Regions from separate parts of the Homo sapiens genome. Here all the other regions are linked to region 3. The links are chromatin loops, found by intact Hi-C in ENCODE. Cell type or tissue: endothelial cell of umbilical vein. All regions are shown on one strand. Each heading gives the region's core, and the rest is flanking DNA. Links, peaks and the distances in the headings are about the cores only.

What was found. Peaks named below come from ENCODE experiments on the same cell type or tissue, not always from the same donor. Only the 100,000 strongest peaks of a DNase experiment are listed, where the experiment ranks them.
Region 1: it touches region 3 in a loop (14-fold over the local background); 4 of 110 quality-filtered maps call a loop at or near these places.
Region 2: it touches region 3 in a loop (3-fold over the local background); 10 of 110 quality-filtered maps call a loop at or near these places.

Annotation. Positions count from the first base shown.
Region 1 is chr5:87,044,629-87,052,917 of GRCh38, forward strand. It overlaps MIR4280HG (MIR4280 host gene), which reads right to left. Exons shown (of 2, transcript NR_186582.1): 2 at 4,278-6,336. LOC645261 (PP565) reads right to left here. Exons shown (of 3, transcript NR_188227.1): 3 at 4,278-6,336. Among named protein-coding and RNA genes, the nearest start is that of MIR4280, 66 kb to the right of the region's middle. In endothelial cell of umbilical vein, for the core only: no CTCF peak of the experiment used is centred there; no DNase peak of the experiment used is centred there.
Region 2 is chr5:86,965,438-86,973,726 of GRCh38, forward strand. No RefSeq gene overlaps it. Among named protein-coding and RNA genes, the nearest start is that of MIR4280, 150 kb to the right of the region's middle. In endothelial cell of umbilical vein, for the core only: a CTCF peak has its summit at 3,257; a DNase peak (open chromatin) is centred at 3,054.
Region 3 is chr5:87,395,612-87,403,900 of GRCh38, forward strand. It overlaps CCNH (cyclin H), which reads right to left. Exons shown (of 9, transcript NM_001239.4): 6 at 6,091-6,161; 7 at 3,783-3,894. Among named protein-coding and RNA genes, the nearest start is that of CCNH, 13 kb to the right of the region's middle. In endothelial cell of umbilical vein, for the core only: a CTCF peak has its summit at 4,909 (motif pointing left); a DNase peak (open chromatin) is centred at 4,900; H3K27ac peaks cover 559 bases.

The DNA of each region.
Region 1 (8,289 bases), core at 1,093-6,092, 350 kb before region 3:
AATTTCTGAAAATAGGTTTTTCAGCTATTTTTCCTGTTTTCTAGTTGTTTTGTCAAGAGAGGAAGACCCACAGTAGTTTCTCATTCATGAGTGAAAGAGCACGTCCCCATGGTAATTGGTCTTCTGTAGAGATACTGCATTTTCTTTGGGACAATTTTATTGTTGGCTCTGTTAAGAGATACAGTATTCATAGCTACAGAGCATATTTTACCTAGTTTTTTCACTGAGGGGTTCCAAAAGTATCATAAAAGTCAAAGGCTTCTTGATAGTAGTATTTTCATGCATGGTGCAGGACGAGTGACCATAATTTATGCCCTTCCGTGGAATAAAAAGGACGAGTGTTTCCAATGGGATGTATGTTTGCAGCTCCTGGTTTTGTGCAACGAGCTGAGGAATAGCCCCTCTAGTACATGGTCTGTAACTTTAAATCCTGTTTTTGTGTTGCCATCAAAGTCCTAGCCTCTAAAGCATTTACCATAATGGGCCACACAGTTTCAATTCCCACTTGCCATTGCTTGTTTCCACTTTATTTCCAGCTCCTAGAGATTTGACTTTCTTGTTTTGAAACTCAGCTATGTGATTTTATACAGCTATAAAATGGTAATTCGTTTTCTGTAATTCAATGTGTTTGTAAAGAAAGAATGCTTTTCAACATCAGTTCTGCCTACCATTTGATTATTAGTGTTCCAAAATTTTTACATGATGCAACTGCAATTCAAAAAGAGTATGTGATTTTTATCAGGGTAGAGACTGATTAGTAAGAGGTTAGTAGAAGGACAGAACAGTCACACCTTTTAAATTAAAAAAAAATCAACAAGTATTTTGTTGCACTTCAATTAATATTGAATTGAAATTTTTCATTTACTGCCCCACAGCAAAAAGTAAATCTAGCTTGAGTGCTGCAAGTATACAGCATTTGGGAATTAGCACATAATAAATATTTATAATTGTTGGATGATTAAAAATAGCAGAAGTATGTTGAAAAATCAATTTTTTAAACAAGTATTAGAAGCAAGGAGCAGAAGATAAAACTATTGCTAAGAAGTTTAGTATTATTACTTTCAAGTGTGTGGAGGATTAAGTCTGAAGCTTATGGAAATCCATATATAAGCCTTTTAATGACTAAATTTTTAAAATTTATTATTGATATATTCAGTTTTTTTAATATTGCAAACGATTTTGCTAGTATCTTTCCTCAATAAGTCTATGTGCTCTCACCCTACCTTTGTCAAGTTTAACAGAGTTCATTTTGTTCAGAAAAATGTTCCAGTACATGTCCAAATTTGGTGACTATAATTTTCCTCTGGTGAAATTGCCATATTTTATTATGCTTGTTTTCCATTTTCTAAAAGAACATTTATTTTTAAAGTTTACAATAATAAAATTGGATGTCCTTTAAAAAATATGGGATTTAAACAGTATTCCTTTGTAATTTCTGTTAAGCAGATTGGCTGGTTATTTTCAAAGTGGAGATTGTGTCAATCAATGTCAATTGCATTGTCTTCTCCAGGTTTGTCAGACACTGTTCCAATATAATCCAACTTTTTAAAACATTTGAGATAATTACTCCTACATCTTTTTCCACATTCTAGGCCAGATACAGAAATAAATGAATGTTAGAAGTATAGTTAGCCAATTTGCATGTATAAATGTCTAGTCCATTTATATCAATCCAAATATGTCTCCCTTAATTTAATTTAAGACTAAGTGCTTTAAATTGATATGATTTTAAAAAGGAAAAGATAAAATAGCATTATTTATAGTCACTAAAATAATCCATGAAAGATTAGGAATAAAAGCTTAAATTTTGATTAAATGACCAATTGAAAACAGAGAATAGTTACAGACTGAGCCTCAATCGTAGAGAAGCCATGACACTTAGGATGAGAAGCATGAGCTAATTCATACAAATAATAAAAAGTTACTAATATGATGAAGTCTGCTGAATTCTAAATTGCTACTGGGTAATTTTTCAGTTAAGTATAAATTTAGCATCTGGCACATTCATCCAACTTGAATACATGTCATGTGGTTAAATAAAATATGAAGAGCTATTTAAAATTTGAAAGATGTAGACTAAATGCTACTAAACTGTTTAGCATTCCACATTTTCATTCCTGAAAATCTAACTTCTCTTCAGGTTTTTCTTCTCTAATAGTAGCCTTAACATAATTTCTAAAGTGAGAAAAATAGTGGGATAAATCATGAAAAATAAAAATATGAATTCCAAATAGTTGCATTTACAAAACACTAAGCCATGCTCAACAAAACTTTTTTTAGGAACTCAATCTTAGAAATGTTTTCTAATATTATTCTTTCATAAATGATAGTTAATAAAGAATAAGCATCTTGCATTTATGTTTTCAGAAGGACTTATAATAATATTTAAGCAAACATGCTCATCAACAGAGAGAAATAAGTGTCTGAAGAACAGTCCCACAGGAAAATCATTTTTTAAATAAATTTTATCCTTTTATGACAGCCATTTTAGTACCATATATCTTAAAAATTAAAATAATTACTCTGAAAATGCCCTACTGCCCATTAGTTGTGGTGGCGATACTTTAGAACCACTATGAATATCATCAGCAGAAGGCTTGTGCTTCCACAAAACCGAATATCATGCAGATATTAAAAGAGTAAGTCAGCCGGGTGCCTAGATTCCTGTATTCAAGGGCAGGAAGCATCCAGCACAGGAGAAAGATGTAGGCTGGGAAGCTAGGCCAGTCTCACTTTTTCATATTTTTCTGCCTGCTTTATATTCACTGGCAGCTGATTACATTGTGCCCACAAGATTAAGGGTGGGTCTGCCTTCCCCAGCCCACTGACTCAAATGTTAATCTCCTTTGACAACACCCTCACAGACACACCCAGGATCAATACTTTGCATCCTTCAATCCAATCAAGTTGACACTCATACACATCTCATACACATCTCCTGAAATCATACATAATCTTTAAATAAAGAAAATAATAAGGTCATAATTAGGCCTAACATAATACAACTATCTTTAGTACAACCGGAAACACACCAATCCCCCAACTCAAATACTATTATGTAAAGTTAACAATACTTCAATTCTGAAATGAAATCAATAAATCTTATGTCACATGATGAAGTCAAAGGAAATAAAATGAAGATATTTTCTTAGTACAGCTGTATACATCTACAAACATGATTTTAACAAAAGGAGGAAATACTCATGACAGTTACAGTCCTCATTTCTGCAGCTGGTCATGTGGTTCTAGCAGGTATTGATAACTATCTTCTTCTACTACCCATTCTGCATTCCCTTTGCCTTCAGCAAGCACCTCAGCAGGTCATATTTTTTTCCTGGTATAGTGACCCAAACCTTCATTCCTGAGGGGTCTGGACCATTTGTAGTCCTTCCTGGATTGAGTTATTGTAGTTTCCCGTTGACCTTAAACACAGGGCATGGTAATACTAAGAGATGCCCTAATGGATCTCCTGTATTCCATGTATACTCTTCCTTACCTCTGTTTTGGAGCAGTAGACTGATTTCATCTTGATGATCTGGGTCAGTCACCCCAGCCAACAGTGTAACTCCCTTTTTAGCCTGTTGACTTAAAGGTAGGAGGATCCCAAAGTGTCCAGGTGGCAATCTTTAACTACCAGTTTAATGGAATCATTGTTTTGTCTCCTGGTGGCACTATTCCTCCATCTGGAACTAAGACCTATAGGCCAGCAGAATGTAATGTCACAGGAACATGAAACAAAAATTTTGCTATTGGAACACTAGGGGTGATGGTGAGTGGTGCCACTTCCACTTGCAGCCCTTGATTCCTGGACCCATGAATCCTGTCTATGGGAGAAACAGTACCATATACTGGACACTAATTCAGAGCATACACGGCCTTCTGGAGAACTTTGCCCCAGCCCTGCAAAGTAATGTCACTGTACACTGTTGGCACTGTAATTGTGACTTCAAAAGGCCATTCCACTGTTCTGTCAATCTAGCTGTTTCAGGATGATGAGGAACATGGTAAAACCAGTGAATTCCATGAGCATGAGCCCACTGCTGCACTTCTTTAGCTGTAAAGTGAGTGTCTTGGTCAGAGGCAATGCTGTGTGGAATACCATGATAGTGGATAAGTATCGGGGGAACCAGCCCCCAATATTTCAACATAGGTTCTTTTCTATTTTCCCTAAGTGTCAGCTGGTCTGAGAAATAAAGGGAAAGAGTACAAAAGAGAGAAATTTTAAAGCTGAGTGTCCGGGGGAGATGTCACATGTCGGCAGATTCTGTGATGCCCCCTGAGCCACAAAACCAGCAAGTTTTTATTATGGATTTCAAAAGGGGAGGGGTGTACGAATAGGGTGTGGGTCACAGAAATCACATGCTTCAAGGGCAACAAAATATCACAAGGCAAATGGGCAGGGCAAGGTCAGAAGGCCAGGGCAAAATTAGAATTACTGATAAGGTACCCTGTCCCACTGTGCATGCATTGTCATTGATAAACATCTTAACAGGAAACAGGGTTCAAGAGCAGAGAACCAGTCTGACTAGAATTTCGCCAGGCTGGAATTTCCCAATCCTAACAAGCCTGGGGGTGCTGTAGGAGACCAGGGTACATTTCATCCCTTATCTACAACTGCATAAGACAGACACTCCCAGAGCGGCCATTTTAGGGGCCTGTCAGTGGGAGTGCATTCTTTTCCCAGGGCTGTTCCTTGCTGAGAAAAAGAATTCAGTGATATTTCTCTTATTCGCTTTTGCAAGAAGAGAAATATGACTCTGTTCTGCCCCGCCCCGCCCCGCAGGCAGTCAGACTTTATGGTTATTTCCCTTGTTCCCTGAAAATCACTGTTATCCTGTTCTTTTAGGATGCCCAGATTTCATATTGTTCAAACACGCATGTTTTACAAACAACTTATACAGATAACATAATCATCACAGGGTCCTGAGGTGACATACATCCTTACTTTACAAAGATGATGGGATTAAGAGATTAAAGTAAAGACAGGCATAGGAAATTATAAGAGTATTGATTGAGAAGTCAGAAATGTCCATGAAATCTTCACAATTTATGTTCAGAGACTGCAGTAAAGACAGGCATAAGAAATTATAAAAGTATTAATTTAGGGAATTAATAAATGTCCATGAAATCTTCACAATTTATGTTCTTCTGCTGTGGCTTCACCCAGTCCCTCTATTCAGGGTCCCTGACTTCCCACAACAGATAATGCATTCCATGAATCCATGGATGGAGTCTTGGCAGAAACATTGCATGCAGGATAGGCAAACCCATATCCAGAGTAAGTGTCTGTTCCAGTGAGGACAAACCTCTGCCCTTGCTATGATGGAAGAGATCCAATATAATCAACCTGCCACCAGGTAGCTGGCTGATCACTCTGAGGAATGGCGCCATATCGAGGGTTCAGTGTTGGTATCCGCTGCTGGCAAATTGGGCACTCAGCAGTGGCGGTAGCCAGGTCAGCCTTGGTGAGTGGAAGTCCATGTTGCTGAGCCCATGTGTAACCTCCATCCTTGCCACCATGACCACATAGTTCATGGGTCCACTGGGGAATAAGAGAGGTGGCTGGGGAAAGAGGCTGAGTGATGTCCACAGAACAGGTCATCCTATCCACTTGATTATTGAAATCCTCCTCCGCCAAGGTCACCCATTGGTGAGCACTCACATGAGATACAAATATCTTCAGTTTTCAATCACTCAGAAAGGTCCATCCACTTACCTCTTCCCCAAATTTCTTTGTCACCAATTTTCCAATCATACTTCTTCCAAGTCCCTGACCATACAGCCAAACCACTGGCTACAGCCAATGAATCAGTATATAATCGCACATCTGGACATTTCTCCTTCCAGGCAAAGTACACAACCAGGTGCACTGCTCGAAATTCTGCCCACTGGGAAGATTTCCCTTCACTGCTGTCCTTCAGGGATGTCCTAGAAAAGGGTTGTAATGCAGTGGTCTACTTTCAGGTAGTGCCTGCATATCATGCAGAATCATCTGTGAACCAGGCCTTAGTCTTCTCTTCCTCTGTCAACTAATCATAGGGAACTCCCCATGAAGCCACTGGTGCAGGCTAGGGGAGAGGAGGCAGGGTGGCAGGAGTGGAGACCATGGGCATTTGAGCCACTTCTTCATGTAACTTATTTGTGCCTTCAGGACCTTCTCAAGCCCGATCAAGTATACTTTCATTTGATGATGGAATGCTGCTGTGCATGACCCACTTTATGGCTAGATAGGTCAGAAAGCACCCAGTTCATGATAGGTAGTTCAGGTTGCATGGTGACTTGATGATCCATAGTCAAACATTCGGTTTCCACCAAAGCCCAGTAACAGACCAATAGCTGTGTGTCAAAAGGAGAGTAGTTATCTGCAGAAGATGGCAGGGCCTTGCTCCAAAATTTTAGAGGCCTCCCCTGTAATTCACCGATGGAGGCCTGCCAAAGGCTCCAAACAGCATCCCTATCTGCCACTGACACCTCAAGCACCATTGGGTCTGCTGGGTCATATGCCCCAAGTAGCAGAGCAGCTTGCACAGCAGCATGGACCTGTTGCAGAGCCTTCTCCTGTTCCGGACCCCACTCAAAACTGGCAGCCTTTTGGGTCACTTGATAAATGGGCCGGAGTAACACACGCAGATGAGGCATGTGTTGCCTCCAAAATCCAAATAGACCCACTAGACATTGTGCCTCTTTCTTAGTTTTAGGAGGGGCCAAATGCAGCAACTTATCCTTCACCTTAGAAGGAATATTTTGACAGGCCCCACACCACTGGACCCCTAGACATTTTACTGAGGTAAATCCCTGTATTTTAGTTGGATTTATTTCTCATCCTCTGGCAGCCAAATGTCTCACCAATAAGTCTAGTGTGTTTGCTACTTCTTGCTCACTGAATCCAATCAGCATAATGCCATCAATCTAATGGACCAGTGTGATATCTTGAGGAAGCAAAAAGCCATCAACATCTCTCCAAATAAGATTATGACACAAAGCCAGAGAGTTGATATACCCCTGAGGTAGGATAGTAAAAGTATATTGCTGGCCTTGCCAGCTGAAGGCAAATTGCTTCTGGTGGGCCTTATGGACAGGAATGGAGAAGAAGGCATTTGCAAGTCAATGGCTGCATACCAGGTAACAGGAGATGTGTTAATTTGCTCAAGCAATGCAACCACATCTGGTACAGCAACATATTATTCAATGACAAAAAGCTAAAAGCTTTTCCCCTAAGAAATGGGAGTAGACAATGATGCCTACTCTTATCACTCTTAGCATATACTGGAAGTCCTAGCCAGAGCAATTAGGCAAGAGAGAGAAATAAAGAGCATCGAATTTGAAAGGAGGAAGTCGAATTCTTCCTGTTTGCAGGCAACGTATCATATATATAGCAAAACCTAAAGACTCTACAAAAAAACCCTCTTAGAACTGATAAGCAAATTCAATAAATTTGCAGGATACAAAATTAATATTCAAAAAACAAAATTCAAAATTAATATTCAAAGAAATCTTTCTATACGTAAATAAAGAACTAGCTGAAAAAGAAATCAAGAAGGCAGTGCCATTTACAATAGCTACCAAAAAATAAAATAAAATACCTAGGAATAAATTTAACCAAGGAGGTGAAAGACCTCTACAAGGAAAACTGAAAAACACTGATGAGAGAAATTGAAGAGGATACAAACAAATAGAAAGGCATCCCACGCTCAAGGATCAGAAGGACTAATATTGTTAAATGACAATACTAACCAAAACAATCTATAGATTTAATTCAATTCCTATCAAAATGTCAATGACATTCTTCATAGAAATAGAAAAAAATCCCTAAAACTTGTACAGAAGCACAAAAGACTGAATAGCCAAAGCAACCCTGAGCAAACAGAACAAAGAAGGAGATATCACACTACCAGACCTCAAAATATACTACAATGCTGAAGTAACAAAACCAGCATGGCACTGGCAGAAAAACACAGAGACCAATAGAACAGAATAAAGACCCCCAAAATTAATTAAACCATATATCTACAGCCGACTGATTTTTGACAGGGGTGCCAAGAATACTCATTGGGGAAAGGACGTTCTCTTAAATAAATGGTGCTGGGAAAACTATCTATATACAGATGAATGAAACTAGTTCCCTACTTCTCCCCATATCCAAAAATAAACCCTAAATTGATCAAAGACCTAAATGTAAGACTTAAAACAGTAAAACTACTGGAAGAAAACATAAATGAAATGCTTCAAGACATGAGTCTGAAAAAAGATTTTATTAGAGCACGGGCAACAAAAGCAAGAAATAAACAA
Region 2 (8,289 bases), core at 1,093-6,092, 430 kb before region 3:
GTGTAATTGGATTGTTTATAACTCAAAGGATAAATGTTGAGGGGACAGATACCCCATTCCCCATAATGTGCTTACTTCACATTGCATGCCTATATTAAAACATCTCATGTAACCCATAAATATATGCACCTACTATGTACCCACAAAAATCTTTATTTAAAAAAAAATTAAAAAAGTCAAGCCCAAGTAAACCAAATGATGGTATGGCAGTTTTAGAGGAGAGAGGAAAACAAATTTAGTCCTGCAAGCCCTGCTTATGCTGTAAAAAAGAAAAAAAAAAAAAAAAGAAGAAGAAACATACTAGGAGTTGGCTGAGTCTTAGACATGTACTTGAGGCCTAAGAGAAGAGATCTGTTCTGTGTGCACACAATTGACCTTTGTCACCAAAAAGGAAATAATGTTTCAGTCATTCATGGAGGTAAAAGAGTGGACAAATTGTGTTGAGGTGGACAATTGCATCATAAAAATGCATTTATTATTCTTCATTACCTAATACACTGTAAGTTCTTCAAGGGCAGAGATTGAGTCTCCACTTTTTTCTTCCTATGGCCCACCTTGGTAGCTGACACAAATTAATTACTCATAAATGTTGATACAAAATAAATGAGTGATTTAATTAATTACTTAAAATCCTTTATAAGTCTCAGGCTTACAGTTTTAGAAAAATAACAAACACAGAATTCTTATTAGGCACTAGAAAAATATGTGTCATGGAGGAATTGATATTTGATCTGAGTCTTGATCAACATAATGTGGAAAACGGGGAAAGAGATCTTTGAGGCAGAGATATTAGAATTTGCATGATGAAGAGTCATTTGGGGTGGCTTACATGTATGGGAGGAGACATAAGACACAAGGTATGTTAAGGCCCGACTATGAATAATCTTAAGTGTGATGTGAGAAAATTTGGATTTTAATCAATGGATCATGGGAAACCATAGAATGTTTATAAGAATGCAAGTGTGACTTGTGATCTGATTTGTCTTCTGGAAGGTTAGGTCTGGTACTAGTTTGTATGAAGGACCAAATGGGGACTAGAAAAGAATCAAGTTATGAAGCTATTGCAATGGTTCAGGAAAGCAATAAAATAAAATATGGACAAAGATAAATAAGGCACAAATGTATAATATATTTAAACATGTAATTCCAAAGACTTCTGATGGATATGAGTTGGAGGATATAAGAGAGAGAAGACTCATGGATGAATCCAAGGTTTCTAGCTAGGGAAGTTGTAAAGCTCTCTTTATTAATAAAATCAAAAAGAGATGGAAGATTCGGCAGGAAAGGCCAGATATCAGTATGGGACTTTCTGAGTTTGAAGTGCCTGCAGATATTTTTATGAAGATGTTCATAAAACATCTAGGAAATTAGATATTGATATCTGCAACTCTGGGAAAGACTTGTGATTTGAGGCATGGATTTCAGATTTATCAACGAAGAATTAGAAGATGAGCCCAGGATAAGTAGCTCATCCTGTAAAAGTAGGTAGAACTGGAGGGGGAAAAGGCTGAAATTGAAATCCAGAAAAGTCGACATTCAAGTAGCAAGAGTTGAGGAGGAAACAGAGAATATTCAGGTAGTCAGGAAGAGAGACAGGAGAGAGCTTCTCATAGAACTCAAAGGAAGTCAAATTTCAATGAATGATTGAACCAGATAACAAATAAGATGACTGAAAAAAATTACCACTTGACTGGATAATTTGGAAAAATCTGATGACCTTATTGCAGCATATTGAATTGGGAAACCAGAGTACAAAAGCTGGAAGAAAAAAAAAACTGTAAAGGGAAAATGGTACATCACTGGCAGTTAGCAGTGAAGGAAAGAGCACGATAGAGCTTACGGCTTGAAAAAGTGCCAGAATCAAGAAAATGCTCTGTCTCTGGGAAGTTCTGCTTTCTGTTCCCTGATCAGGGACCAGAGAGGGGCAAAATCTTCCTTTGATCCTAACTCCCTATTTTTTATTTTTCCTCTCTCTTGATCCCCTTGTCTACTTTTCAGATTTAGCCTCACCTTGTAAGTGCTTCCTTTCTGAGGTGTAGGTAAGAAAGATTGAGATTCCATCCGCACGAGACAAACCCAGCAGTTCGGAGCAGTCAAGACAGGTTTGACGGTTTACGGGTTGAGGGGAGATAGATGTGCCAGCTACTGAGGAAACTATGTTTTCCCATTATACCAAAATAGGAACATCCCTCTTAAATTCAAAAGAGCCACTAAACTTCACAGAACTCTTCACCCAAACATTCAGCAAGCCTAAAGCACTTCCATTTTTCTTAATTTGACTTATTTTTACCTCTATATGTCTTTCTTTATTTCCAAGTGATTTTCTTGGCTTCTATCTTCCTGTTGGGTATTTCCCAAATGTTTTGAAAATTCCAACTGACATTGTAAACTTTTTTACTGAGTTGAAAAACTTTATTATGGGGCCTTCTCTCCCTAACCCCCATTTTCAAATGTAAACCAAGTTGGTTTAATTCTAGAGGCCATATGTAATATTTATGAAACCATAAGAATTGTCTAGGAGGGGAAGGGTATAATTTAAATACTAGTTTAGACCATATTCAGCCTTATATAAGTCTTATGAAATACATAGTTAATCTAATTTATAAGCTACAGTTTACGAAAATACACAGCACATTTGGTGCTTATTTCAAAATGGCTCTTTTTTAAAAAAAAAAAAAGTATTGTCAGTTACTAAAGTGAAACTATTCTTTTTTTCAGTGTCACTGCCCCATTTTATATTTTTTTAAAATCACTTGCTTTTATATTAATGTAAATCAACCAATGCCTGTCTCAGGAAAGATTCCATATGGTTCAGTCCAAAACCACTCTCTGCCAAACACATGGAGGTGTCTCACCCACTGGAGAAACTGACAAATGTAAACTCATGAAAATAGAAGGGCCTTTGTTCTCTTGTTCCTCGTGGGCTGCCTTTCAACCTGCCCATGGCCCCACGGCAGGCGCTTATCCAAGGCAGGAAGTATTCTGTCTGAGTATCTTTGAGCTTTGCTCTTGTTCCAATTCCAGAAAACCACAGATTCGTTTATTTGCAATATTTCCAAAAATTTAAATGGCCTAAGGAAATGAGTTAGATGGAGCAGTTAGTAATTTGTCCCTTTAAATTCCCAGTGTTTGTTTCCTGAAGATTTAACAATTTCAGTGTGCCTTTCTAGAGAATTAGTAAGCCAAAATAAACATCAAAATTCTTAAGCTGTGATTTCTGATTTCTTGTTGAATAGCACCACCTCATGGTTATTCTCCTTTCTTAATTATTACAAGAGATGGCTGGCAATATTTGATTTCCCATTCTTACATGTTTTACTTTATAGCCATGACTAAAACTAAAATATGTTCAAATATAGTTTAAATAAACTCGTTTTTCTGGTGCAGCTATTTCTATTTACCCACCACCTCATCATTTGCCCCTGAAGTTTCATTTTCCTACTCCTTTGAACACCTAGCACATCATTTTCTGTATAATGAATGCTGTATGGATGTGTGTTAAATGAATCAGTCTTTGTCAGTCTCACTATTTCTACTACCATCTATATAATGATGGGTTTTAATTTAGTTTTCTTCTTAATCCATTCTAAAATTCAGTATCACTCATGCAAATATATGTAACTGAATGTCAAATAATTTCTTAAAACATAATACATAAACAAAATTTCTCATCTTTTCTTTTTATAAAAGTCTGTAGCATTATTACTTTTGAAATCCTATTTAGAATCTTACAGACAACCTGATTCTTTGTCTTTCCTTATTTCAAATTATAATATTGTCCTTTCTATACCATATCTTTCCTTTCTTTTTCCTCCTCAGCTAAATCTTTGGTTCAATTTTTGTCAAAGTTATGCTGAAGTTACAGCTATTTTACCAGCCACCTCTTTTTAAGCAGATCCTTCTCAGCTTTATTTCAAAACTCATGCTTTTCTGCTGAATTCAAAAATTAAAATTAAAGAATACTATAAAAGTTCCATTTGAAACCATTGGCATCATTATTCTTTCCATTAAAGCACTCCCCCAAATAAAGATAAATATTTAGGTATAAGGATATTCAATATCACTTATTTATAACACTGTAAGACTGGAAACAAAGTAAATGTCCAACTGACAAGGAGATAAATGCCTCTACTAGCAGAAGTGGATAAATTATTGTACATTCATGCAATGGAATGTTAAGCAATCATTAAGAATATTGTGTTTAAGCAAAAATTGGTATTAAATGAAAAGAGCAAAATTTTTAAAAAAACATCAATACAATCTTTTTTTTTTTTTTTTTTTTTTGAGATACGGTCTCAGTGTCACTAGGCTGGTGTGCATGCAGTGATTTGATCATGGCTTATTGTAGCCTTGATCTCCCAGACTCAAGCAATTCTCCTGCCTTGGCCTCCTAAAGTGCTGGGATTACAAGCATGAGCCACCTCACCCGGCCACAGTCATATTTTTTAAAAATATATGTGCAAAGGCCAGAAAAAAATATGCAAAATGCACACCAGATTTGTTGTTAATAATAGGTCTTTTTTGTATTTTTCTAACCTCTTCCTATATTGTGCTGATTTTATTAGAAAGGATGAATTAATTATACAATAAAATTATAAATGTACTTAATTCTTCTTGCTCTATCCAAATTAGCATTTAATTCTGAGTTATAACTCATCAGTTCATGTAAATTTTAAAATTTTAATTTTAAATATTTCTTTTCCTTTCTCAAAAGAGACAGCTACTCTAAAGCACCTTAAAATAGGAGACTCCATCATGTAAGGCACTTAATGAAATATTTAAAATAAAAATGTACATGTGATTAGTTGTCAAGCTCAGGTAAGTTCCCTTAAACAAATTCAACCCATAGTCAGAGAGTTTCATATAAGAAAATGAGTTGAAGAATTCTCTCATCTTCATAACTACAAACCACTCTGGTAAATTGTCCACTTGGAATGGAAGTTGATCAAAAGCTTATAATGGAAAAATATGGTGGCAAGTGTATCTTACCAATCCTTTTCCAATGGCTGTTTATTTAGATACACAAGGCAGTCTGATCTCAGTGAATGGAGGTAATGGTCACAGACCCAGCCGCCTCATGTATTCCATATACAGCTTCTCACTTCAGTGCCTTGCACTGCCACCGACAAAGCTGTGGTGATTACAACATCAATAGTGGTGAAGAAAGGGGAAGATGAAAGGAAAAACATGGAAAAAAGAAAAGAAGGGGACTTAGTAAAAACAATATAGTAATGTATGTATTAAGCGCTTCTCTTATGCTGGGCTCTGTGCTCAGCTCTTCTCATACCTTGCCACACTTTATTTTATTTATTTATTTAGAGACGGAGTTTTCACTCTTGTTGCCCACGCTGGAGTGCAATGGAGCAATCTTGGCTCACTGCAACCTCTACCTCCCAGGTTCAAGCTATTCTCCTGCCTCAGCCTCCCAAGTAGCTGAGATTACAGGCATGCGCCACCATGCTCAGCTAATTTTTTGTATTTAGTAGAGATGTGGTTTCACCATGTTGATTAAGCTGGTCTCAAACTCCTGACCTCAAGTGATCCACCCACCTCGGCCTCCCAAAGTGCTAGGATTACAGGCGTGAGCCACCGTGCCCAATCCATACTTTATTTTCACAGTGACTTTAGGAGGCAGTGCACTATCATCATCTCTGTTTACTGATAAGGACACTGAGATTTATGAAAGGTTGCCTACTATCAGTAGGGGGCAGATTTGTTGCTTCAAAACCATGCTCAACCACTCTTCTGACAGTCGGCCATGGACTATGAAACGTATTTCAGGTATGTCCTTGTGAGAGGGATAAGAATAAAAGAAGGAGTGCAGAGATTTGATTGGATCCATGTACAGCAAATAAATTTTACCTTATTATTGGAATCTCAAATGCAGACTCTAGATGTCCTCAGAGAAGAAAGAAAGAAAGAATTTTAGTCATGTGACTAAAATTGTGCAAGAGAACAACAGGCGTGAAAGTGTAAGCAAATGCCAGAGCCTGGCTCTATTTAGTTTTCATTGACTCTCAAGAATACCTTTTATTACGAGATTTCTCAAAATGAAACTGTACCAATGTTCACAATTCTAATGCTTCTTCTTCATTTTCTTCCTGTTCTCATTTTGACACCATTGTGTCTTCTGTGGTACTGAGAGAAGGGAAGGAGTTTTAATTTGCTCCAGAAACAGAGTTCTTGAGTCTTCAATGGAGTAGAGGAAGAGAAACACTAAAGGAGGTCAGGAGAGAGGATAGGAACTTTCTCATGTGCCCCGATCAACCAGCCCTACATTCCCCAATATGCCAATGACCATCTCACCTCTCCTGCTGGCATCCAGTTCTCAGTCCAGAAACTCCATCTTTCCTACCACTGCAGAGTCCTTGCTCTTGTGGCCAAGTGAGTGGGCAATGAGACTAGAGAGAATTCTTGCTGGACATAGGTGTTTTCTGAGATCCATAATGTTGGTGTATTTGATTAGAAATTTTAAGTGTGGTATTTTTGTATATTTGGGGGATATGTTCTCAAAATAATCTCTGTGTCTCTTTGGCCAGGAAGCATAACCACAGTGAAGGTAATAATAACACACCATGCGAAGGGATTGGTTTACTTTATTGAAAAAAAGGCCAATTTAAATCCAACTCTAAGTTTTAGTGCACAATAATCTATTTCTTAAACTTGAAGGAATTTCCACATGGTAATTTTAAAATGGAAAGAAAGAGTAAAAATGACTGTTTATATAACCAAATCTATAAACTATTCTACAAAACCAGTGTATCAAACAGATTTAAAATTAAAAGCTGCAGGAGGCTGTAAATTAGCCACAATGCTAGCATGTTCTGCCACCCAGATAAACAAACTTTCAAAAAAAGAAGACTTCACAAAACTCAACTCTATAAATTTAATAGAATTACAAAAAAAAACCAATAATTCTTAGAAATAGCAGCTCACCATACCCTTCTACAACTTCATAGAAAGATTTATTTTGATAATTTGAAGCTGTTTACATTTCAAAATAAAGTGTTTTATCATTCTGACCTTTAAAATGTAAAACTTGACATAAAATTCTATTCTTATTGGTTATCTTTTTACTTAGAAATCTTAGATTAAAATGAAATTATAGTTACATGTTCACGTGTGTCTTTTTCCTCATTAGGCTGTAAGAAATTTGAGGAGAAAAAAATCATTATTTATTTATGTTTGCATGTTTCTAGGAACATTAATACAGTAATTTACACATTGTAACTGTTAAAATGTCTTATAAAATACTTATTTTTTCAGTAAATTTAAGACTACTTCAATGAAAATCAAAATATATGGAAGAATTCAAATGTAAAGAATTATTCTGAAATCTTTTGAAACATATAGTCTGTGTTACAAAAGGAGATTGAATTTCATGAAAAAGTATTTATAGGTTAATTGGCAATATTCAAATGTCAGGTGATAGTGTTGGTGAGTATATAAGTAGCAATCCCACACAATTTATGTGTGGATAGGTAACTAAGTACTTAACTGTTCAAGAATAAGCAAAACCCCTCTCTAACCTTCAATACAGACTAATGGAGTTGGCGATAATTTTAAGAATAAGCAGACTTCTTGACTTGCAGGGAAAGAGAAAATTTTTAGTTTGAATCATGAAACAGATTGCTGAATTAGCCCAGTTTATGCATTTTGGAGAATAGGGATTAGAAGAAAATTGGAACAAAAAAGAGAATAGATTCCTTTAGATGACAAGGAGAAGGAGCATAACAGGTAAAGATTCCACTCAAACAGCTGCTCAGGCATCTAGACCCAAAGTCACAAAATACGTATCACTATAAGCCTGACACTATACAGTTTTTTAATGAAGTTACATATTTAATCCTCAAAGTCTCATGAATTAGACTTTATTAATCTGTCCCTTTTACAGATGATGGAGTTGAATCTTAGGTTAAATAACTTGCCCAAGCTCATGAATCTGAAACAAAATACACATCCATATAAAATCTATTCTCTCTTGATTCATTACCACCAAGAGAAAAGTTACAATGAAGAGGATGTTTCAGAGTAGGATAATTACTGTGTTCCTAAGAGGTAGCCCCAGCAATCTTCAGTTTGTATTATAGAAACAAACATGGGGAACCTGTACATCTACCACCCAGTTTATAACTGTAGTGACATTAGAAATGGATACCATCATTCATGTTTGAATATTTGTCAGATGTGAAATTCAATACCAGTACTTAAAATTTGCAGATTTATAGTTATTCTCAATAGCTTTTTGTCCTTTTTAAATTTCAATTTTATTTTAGTGATATTTTTTCA
Region 3 (8,289 bases), core at 2,076-7,075:
ATTGTAATCCCAGCTCTTTAGGAGGCCGAGGCGTCAGATCGCCTGAGCCCAAGAGTTTGAGGCCAGCCTGAGCAATGTGGCGAAACCTCGTCTCTACAAAAAAATTAAAAAATTAACCAATGTGGTTGAGCACCTGTAGTCCCAGCTGCTGAGAGGCTCAGGTAGGAAGATCACTTGAGCCCAGAAGGCAGAGGGTGCAGTGAGCCAAGATCAAGCCACTGCACTCCATCACACCTGGATGACAGAGAGAAGACTTTTTCTCAAAAAAGCGGGGTGTGGGAGCTGGGGCAAAAATTAGTATTTGGAAAAAAGTTGTGAAAAACAATAGAATATATCATATATAAATAATATATCATATATAAATAAGTACAATCAGCCTTCTGTATCCTGTGGGTTCCACATCTGTGGACTAAACCAACTGCGGATTGAAAATAAGGAAAAAAATTCTATCTGTACTGAACATGTACAGAATTTTTTCTTATTATTCCCTCAAGAATACAGTATAACTATTTACATAACATTTACATTGTATTTAGGTATTATAAGTAATCTAGAGATGATTTAAAGTATATGGGAGGATGTGTATAGGTTATATGCAAATACGCCATTTTGTATTAGGGCATCTGTGGATTGTGGTTATGAGCAGAAAGTCCTGAAACCAATCCCCCATGGATACTGAAGGATGACTGTATATAGAATCTATAAAGCACTACAAACCACAAAAATGTGGCCAGGTGCAGTGGCTCACGCCTGTAATCCCAGCACTTTGGGAGGCTGAGGCGGGCGGATCACGACGTCAGGAGCTTGAGACCATCCTTGGCTAACACGGTAAAATCCCGTCTCTACTAAAAATACAAAAAAAAATTAGCTGGGCATGTTGGCATGCACCTGTCGTCCCAGCTACTTGGAAGGCTGAGGCAGGAGAACTGCTTGAACCCGGGAGGCAGAGGTTGCAGTGAGATCACGCCACTGCACTCAAGCCTGGGTGACACAGCAAGACTCCATCTCAAAAACAAACAAACAAACAAAAAAGCCAGAAAATTGGGCAAAGGGGATAAATAAGCAATACAGATGAAATATAAGTGACTGTTAAGTATGGAAAGTTCAATGTCCCATAATCAAGAAAATGCAAATTAAAATACCAATGTGATACTTTTTCACCCAGACTAGCAAAAGCTAAGCATTGATAATCACCCATTGTACAATATGTATGAAAAATGCAAAGAAGAAAAAAACGCTGCTTATTTCATAAATATATGGATATACGTGCAGAGAAAAGGCTGGCAAAGGTAAACAACTGCTAAGTAACTTCTGAGGTCATGACAGATTTGGGTTTTGATCAAAGGGAACTTTGGTTTCACTTGTATTGACTGACAATGACAAAACAGTTTTTGTGTCATGAAAACTAAAGGTAAAATAATTTTGAAGATCAAGGAAAACAAATATTTAGTCCTAAAGTAGCACTACTCATGGTAGCAAGTACCAGAGCTGGTCCATGAACAGTTTCCAGTTTGCAGTGAGTTAAGTACAGGAATTGTGTTTCATAATTTTTTTTTTGTTTTTTTTTTTGAGACAGAGTCTTGCTCTGTTGCCCAGGCTGGAGTGCAATGGCGTGATCTTGGCTCACTGTGACCCCTCCAGGGTTCAAGCAGTTCTCCCTGCCTCAGTCTTACAAGTAGCTGGGATTACAGGCACCCACCACCACGTCCAGCTGATTATTGTATTTTTAGTAGAGACGGGGTTTCGCCATGTTGGCCAGGCTGGTCTCGAACTCCCGACCTCAGGTGATCCGCCCGCCTTAGCCTCCCAAACTGCTGAGATTACAGGCATGAGCCACTGTGCCCGGCCCTAGAAATTTTTAATAGCAATTTGATATAATAATTTTATGACTGCTGAATCTAATAAAACTTGAGCTTATGTTTTTGTCTTCACTTTTCTAGTAATTCATTTTTTATTGAATTTTACAAAAGTATACATCTAGTGATTTTTTTTTAAAAAAGTCCTTCGCAGTTTGAGAAGCACCCCTCAAGTACTCATAGATATTCAGAATTTGGCCCAGTACAAGGCAGATGGCAATCTGGAATACAATGTAAGCTATGGCAGTTAAGAATTTTGGATTATGGTCCATTCAGTTACTTAGCTAGAAAGGGTAGGATTAGTAGTTCAGTGGTCTAATCCAGGGGTGGATAAACTTTTTCTTTAAAGAGACAGTAAATATTTTCGGCCTTGCAGGCCCTATAACCAGTTTCTGTTGCAACTACCTAACTTTTCTGCTGTATCATGAAAATAGCCATAGGTGATATATAAACGAATAGGTGTGCTACATTCCAAGAAACTGTGTTCTAAAAACGCTAATGGGCTGGATATGCCTGGTAGGTAACAGTTTGCCAACCCCTGGTCTAATCCCATTTCAAAATCAATGCAAAAAGGACATAATCAGTGCTGCAATACTTTTATTCATTAAAGTCAACATTACTTCTCTGTAACCACTCTGAAAAATTCCTGTTACCACTGAAACCGAGGAGTGAATGAAATCCACCAATTTCAAGTTCTATGCTAAAACATGCTTTGTCGTTATACCTATAACTATAATAAAACAACCTCATATTCTGCACACTTCCTAAGTCCGTAGATATTCCCCAACTACAACTGTATAGGTAAGGAATTTGAGTCATGTGTATTTGACATAAAGGCCTTGGAATTGCTGTTCTGGCTTTTCATAGTTATCCAGCAGCACATATTCACCAATTACAGAAATAATACCTCAAATACATCTTAAATATAAGATGCCACAGATAACTCCCATTAAATTTTAACAAATAAGGTATAACTTTAAGTAACAAAATGCATCCCACAGGAAATAGAAAATGGCAGTTTCATTAATCCTAGTACCTGTCCAAATTCCCAACTGCTTAAACACCTAAAAAAGAAAGTTTCAGTGGATCTTTCAATTTGCAAAGCACAAATTGCCAATTTTATGGTGATTTTCACATTCAGCTTACAAATCAATTAAGAGACATTAAAGGTGTTCTTATGGCTAGCCACAAGAAGAAATTACATGGCCTCTTTTCCTATTGGCTTTGTGGTCACTATAAAGTTTGTCACTGAAAGAAGTATGCCGGGAGGCCAAGGTGGGCGGATCATGAGGTCAGGAGATTGAGACCATCCTGGCTAACACGATGAAACCCCGTCTCTACTAAAAATACAAAAAATTAGCTGGGCGTGGTGGAGGGCGCCTGTAGTCCCAGCTACTCAGGAGGCTGAGGCAGGAGAATGACCTGAACCTGGAAGGCAGAGCTTGCAGTGAGCTGAGATCGCGCCACTGCACTCCAGTCTGGGCAATAGAGCGAGACTCCATCTCAAAGAAAAAAAAAAAAAAGAAGTATGCCAACTTTCTCTACTCTAGCTAACAGAAGTCTGGAAGAGCATATTTGTTCCTCAGACCAGATATCACAACTTCAAAGAGACAAAAGATTAAAAGGACAGGAAAAGGTAAAAGGATTCCTTAGGAAGACCCTGACCCCTGAAATCCCATGAGAAGTAACAGAACAGGACAGGGCCTGCAAGCCAAAGAACATATGAGTCACAGCAGGATCAGAACTGCACAGTGAATGCCGAACTATTACCTTAATCTCATTAGAAATGTCCATTCAATAAAGAAAATCTGATTTTATGGATCAGTCAGCTTTCCTCTAATGAGCAAACACCAATAAAATGATTTACGAACCAGCTGGACTGGATAACAGTTATGTCTATTGATTAACACTGTCACATTAACTTACGTGATTACGTTAAGTGCAAGCTCAGCAGAATGACATCGCTCCAACTTCTGTTTCAGAACAGCAACTTCTTCAGATCTGGGTGGTTCATACTTCTTTACTAAGTTTCTCATGCCTATGTGGATACAAAAAAAGAATTTAAACTGAATAAGCAAACCTCCTTCTCATAGTAAGGGAGCTGGTTACTTTTCCATTTTGTCATAGGAAACAACACTCTTCAAATGACATGGTTATTCTCAGGATTTGCATCATTCTGCATTTCATTCTACATTAAAATCCAATAAGCACTGTATGTTTAGTTCAAGTAATTATGGCTCTCTGCTGTTTAGCCCATATCATATACAGCATAAAGCACACTATAATCTAGCATTAATTTTTGGCAAATCCTACTGGGGTCACTTCTTGTTCAGTTTTAAGACTTAAAAAAAAAATCCCTAAATGATTTAGTGAACATGTTTTGTTCTCTATCACCAACCATCTTCGTAGTATTCTATTCCATAGACAGTGGGCCAAGCATATACTTCCTGTTTTCAAAGGAAACTGTTATTACACAACATGCAATAAAGGGAGGATGCTCAGTAAAAATTTGTTAATAATCCTTTGCTTTAACAAAACGCAAACCCTATACAAAAATGTCCACTTTAGGTTAAAAGCAAACTACTGTATCAGTAACTTTATAATTGCAAAAACATCCTCTAGCTGATCTTGTTATTCAACTATAATAAACCAAAGAATACAAATTTCAAGATTAGGGGAATGATGAGAGATCCAATGGGCTTATTATTACTATTAGCCAGCCATGTGATCCAAATGACTACACTACTGACCTATTTCATAATGCAAACAAAGCAGTATTTTTAACTGAATTAATACTTGTAACTCAACACCCTTAGGACAGTATCTATGTTCCAAAAATTACAAATATCTTAGTAGCATTAAACTTCTGAGTGTTTTATGAAGAGCTGTTTTTATTTCATTTTAAAACAAGTGGAGCAAAATAAAGGTATTGAGAAGAAATCAGTAATAAAACTAAGCTATGAAATGAGTACAGTGGAATAAGACCTTTACCTACTAAATTCTATGATCCTAACAGCTACAGTCAAATCACAATTAGCTTTTAAAGTGTACCCCCTAGTGGTATAACTAAAGACCTACAGTTTATAATTCATAAATCACAGCCATCATTCTCAAAGGAAGCCCTCAGGATCACTTCGAGCAGAGAATCAGGAAATGATACATAGATGCCCTGAAGCATCTTAAATTTTAAAACACAAAATATATAAAATGTATGCCCATTTACTGTCATCGAAAATCAAGATTTCAATCTTATATTCTACTGGTTTAATATTTAATTACAATACACATTTAATTAACAAGAACAATTTACACAAGAAGGTTTGGAAACAAACATGATCGACTTTTAACCCCAAAGAGTAGCTTAGCAGCCATGACCAAGTGTGCCACGGTCAAGAATGGAGAATGCTGGCTAATCCAGCCAATAAGTAAAGTAGAGATTCTACTCAACTCTCAACACCGGCACTAATGACAGGGTTTCTCAACACCAGCACTAATGACTTTTTGGGCTGGATAAGTCTTGATTACGCAGGGCTGTATTAGTTTCCTGACATTGCTATTAAAATTATCACAAAAGTGGTGGCTTAAAACAACGGAAGTGTATTCTCTCATAGTTCTGGAGCCCAAAAGTCTGAAATGTTTCACTGTGCCAAAATTAAGGTGCTAGAAGGGCCATACTCTCTCTGGAGGCTCCAGGGATGAATCCATTCCTTGCCTGTTCCAGCTTCCGATGGCTGCCAGCTTCCTTTGGCTTGCAGCCACATCACTCCAATTTTCAAGGCAAGCATCTTTAATTCTTTCTCTGCTGTCTTAACAGTGCCTTCTCTGAGTGTGTCAAATCTCCTTCTACCTTTCTCTTAAAAAAATAATTTATCTACAAAATAGAAGTTCCAAATTTAAACATTATCCTTAAGTTATTTCCCATTACATCTTTTTCAGTGCCTAGTATGTTTCTTTATTCTTTAAAAGGATCCTGTTGTCAATCTCTAAATCCTTTCTAAATCTGACTCTATTTTCACTCTTTGCATAAGTTCTATATAAATGAACACTACTTCCTTCTATATACCTTCTATTTGTTCTAGACCAATGTGTCTTTCATGCTTCCATAATACAGTAATTCAATGAAAAGAAATCTAAACAAAAATCTGTTATATTTCTAGTTAAACACCAAGAGATTTATTTAGAAAGGAGCTTTGTATTGGAAGAAACATTTTGTAAAGTGTTCTCTTTTACTTACTTTTCATTATATCTAGTAACTGTGACAGGCAAGTTCTGTTCTCTTTCAGCATCAGACTCTCTGATAAATAACTAGTAAAGAAAAGAAAAAAAAATCTATTGAAAACATACAGCACATTGAGAAAACATGACATCATAAATTATTTTCCTCCATCCTCATCAAAGGCAATTAAAAAATTTTTAAATTTATGAATGTATAATCTGTAACTCCTATATTTTAAGGATTTATTACCACTTACATTAAAAGATGTTTATTGTTCCTTTAAGTTTAGTGACATTCAGGTACAACCTTTCAGAGGGAAAATAGTATGAAAGCAACAGTAATAGCCAGTACTTATAACATTTATATCTTTTAATATAGAAGCCCAATAAGGCTAACCTTATTTTACAGATGAGGAATCTGAGTTACAGGGATGAACAAGTCATGATCTTGTAACTTGCCCAAAGTAATAAAGCTAGGAAGCAGCAAAACTGGAATCTGGCACTAGTAAGGATTCTCTATTCCCTTAATATGAAAGCCATTTTATCTATAGTTGCACTTCTGTGGAGTAACAGACATTCAAACCAACAAGACTACCACCTAATGCTTTATAAATCTATTGCATCTTATTTGCATCAAGTCCAAATCAAAGGTGTTAAACTTACTTATCAATGTGATATAAAACCCAAATTACCTGTTTTTCTCAGAGCCACTGACAGTATGAAAATATAATTTCTATATTAAAATTTCAGTTACTCTGAAGTTTTACATACCTGAACTTGACCTATGATTGATAAAAGGCGAAATGAACAGATTCTCAAAATGTTAAATAGTTTTTCAAACACAAATGCAAAAAACTTATTTTTCTCTTGGGGGTAATAGTTAGAAAAATAGAAAGCAATGCTTTAAGAACTCTTGTTGCTGTCTTTATCCAGATTTATTTAAATTTTATTATAAAGTTTGGTAACTGTTTGATATTACATCATCATCATCTACTGTGGGAATAAATTTTGGATCTGAAAATCAGGAAATCTCCTGACAACTAATCCATTTCTGGCTACCAGTAATTCAAAATAACTAGTTTTTTCCTTTCCCTCTCCTACCTAAAATTCCTCCCATTTTTGTCATCTTCCTTTATTTTTACTCTTCATTTCCTTTTGATTTCTTAAGCATAAGGGTCATAGGTTTGGTGCTAAGAGTTGGCTGACTAGACTCATTATCTCTGTGAAGTTAGCAACTCTTAACCTCAATTTTGAATTTGAACTTATAATATTGTGGTGTTTTAATAAAATCCACAGGCAATAAGAATACCTAAAGTAGCAGATGAAAAATAAAGCTCTAAATCTGCAAGAAAGAGAAGAAAATCCAGAAATAACGGTAATAATCCTATGATTAATAATCTGAGGCATTATCCAGACTATGACAACAGCACAGGGGCTTTCCCTTTTGAAATCAGCAATAAATGTAAAGCTCATTTCCACATATCCCAAAAATTTGCCTGTAAATCAGCTGTAAGTTAAAAACGTTTGGAAAGCATTTCCCTAAAGGAAAAAAAAAAAAAAAAGGCCCAATGTCTAGTCTCTGGGAATGTTACGAAAGCCTATTAAATTTGCAAGGAGCCAAAGGTATGGCAATTTCAATTTTGCCTTCCTGGAATTATAATGAACTAAACTTCTAAGATGAAATAAATTCATTTGGACCTTCACTGAAGAATTTATAGATGCACTATATACAATGCTTCAAGATTAATCAAACTTTTGGTTATTTGAATTGTGGAAAAGAGGACTTTTGTTCCCTTACAGAATGAAGTCTGCAGGCCAGGTATGGTGGTGTGCACCTGTCACCCCAGCACTTTGGGAGGCCTAGGCAGGAGACTACTCGAGTCTAGGAGTGACTGAGATGAGCCTAGGCAGCATAGGGAAACCCCAACTCTACAAAAAAAACAAAAAGATTAGCCAAGGTGTGGCGGTGTGTGCCTGTGGTTCCAGCTACTCAGCAAGCTGAAGTAGGAGGATCGCTTGAGGCTGGGAGGTTGAGGCTGCAATGAGCTTTGACTGTGCCACTGCATTCCAGCCTGGGTGAGAGTGAGATGCTGTCTCAAAAAAAATAACCACCCAACCCCCACAAAATTAATGGAAGTCCACATCTTAACTCCATATACATCAGTAATTTACATGACTATCTTTCCTAACACAGAGATTTATCTTATTCATACTCCTA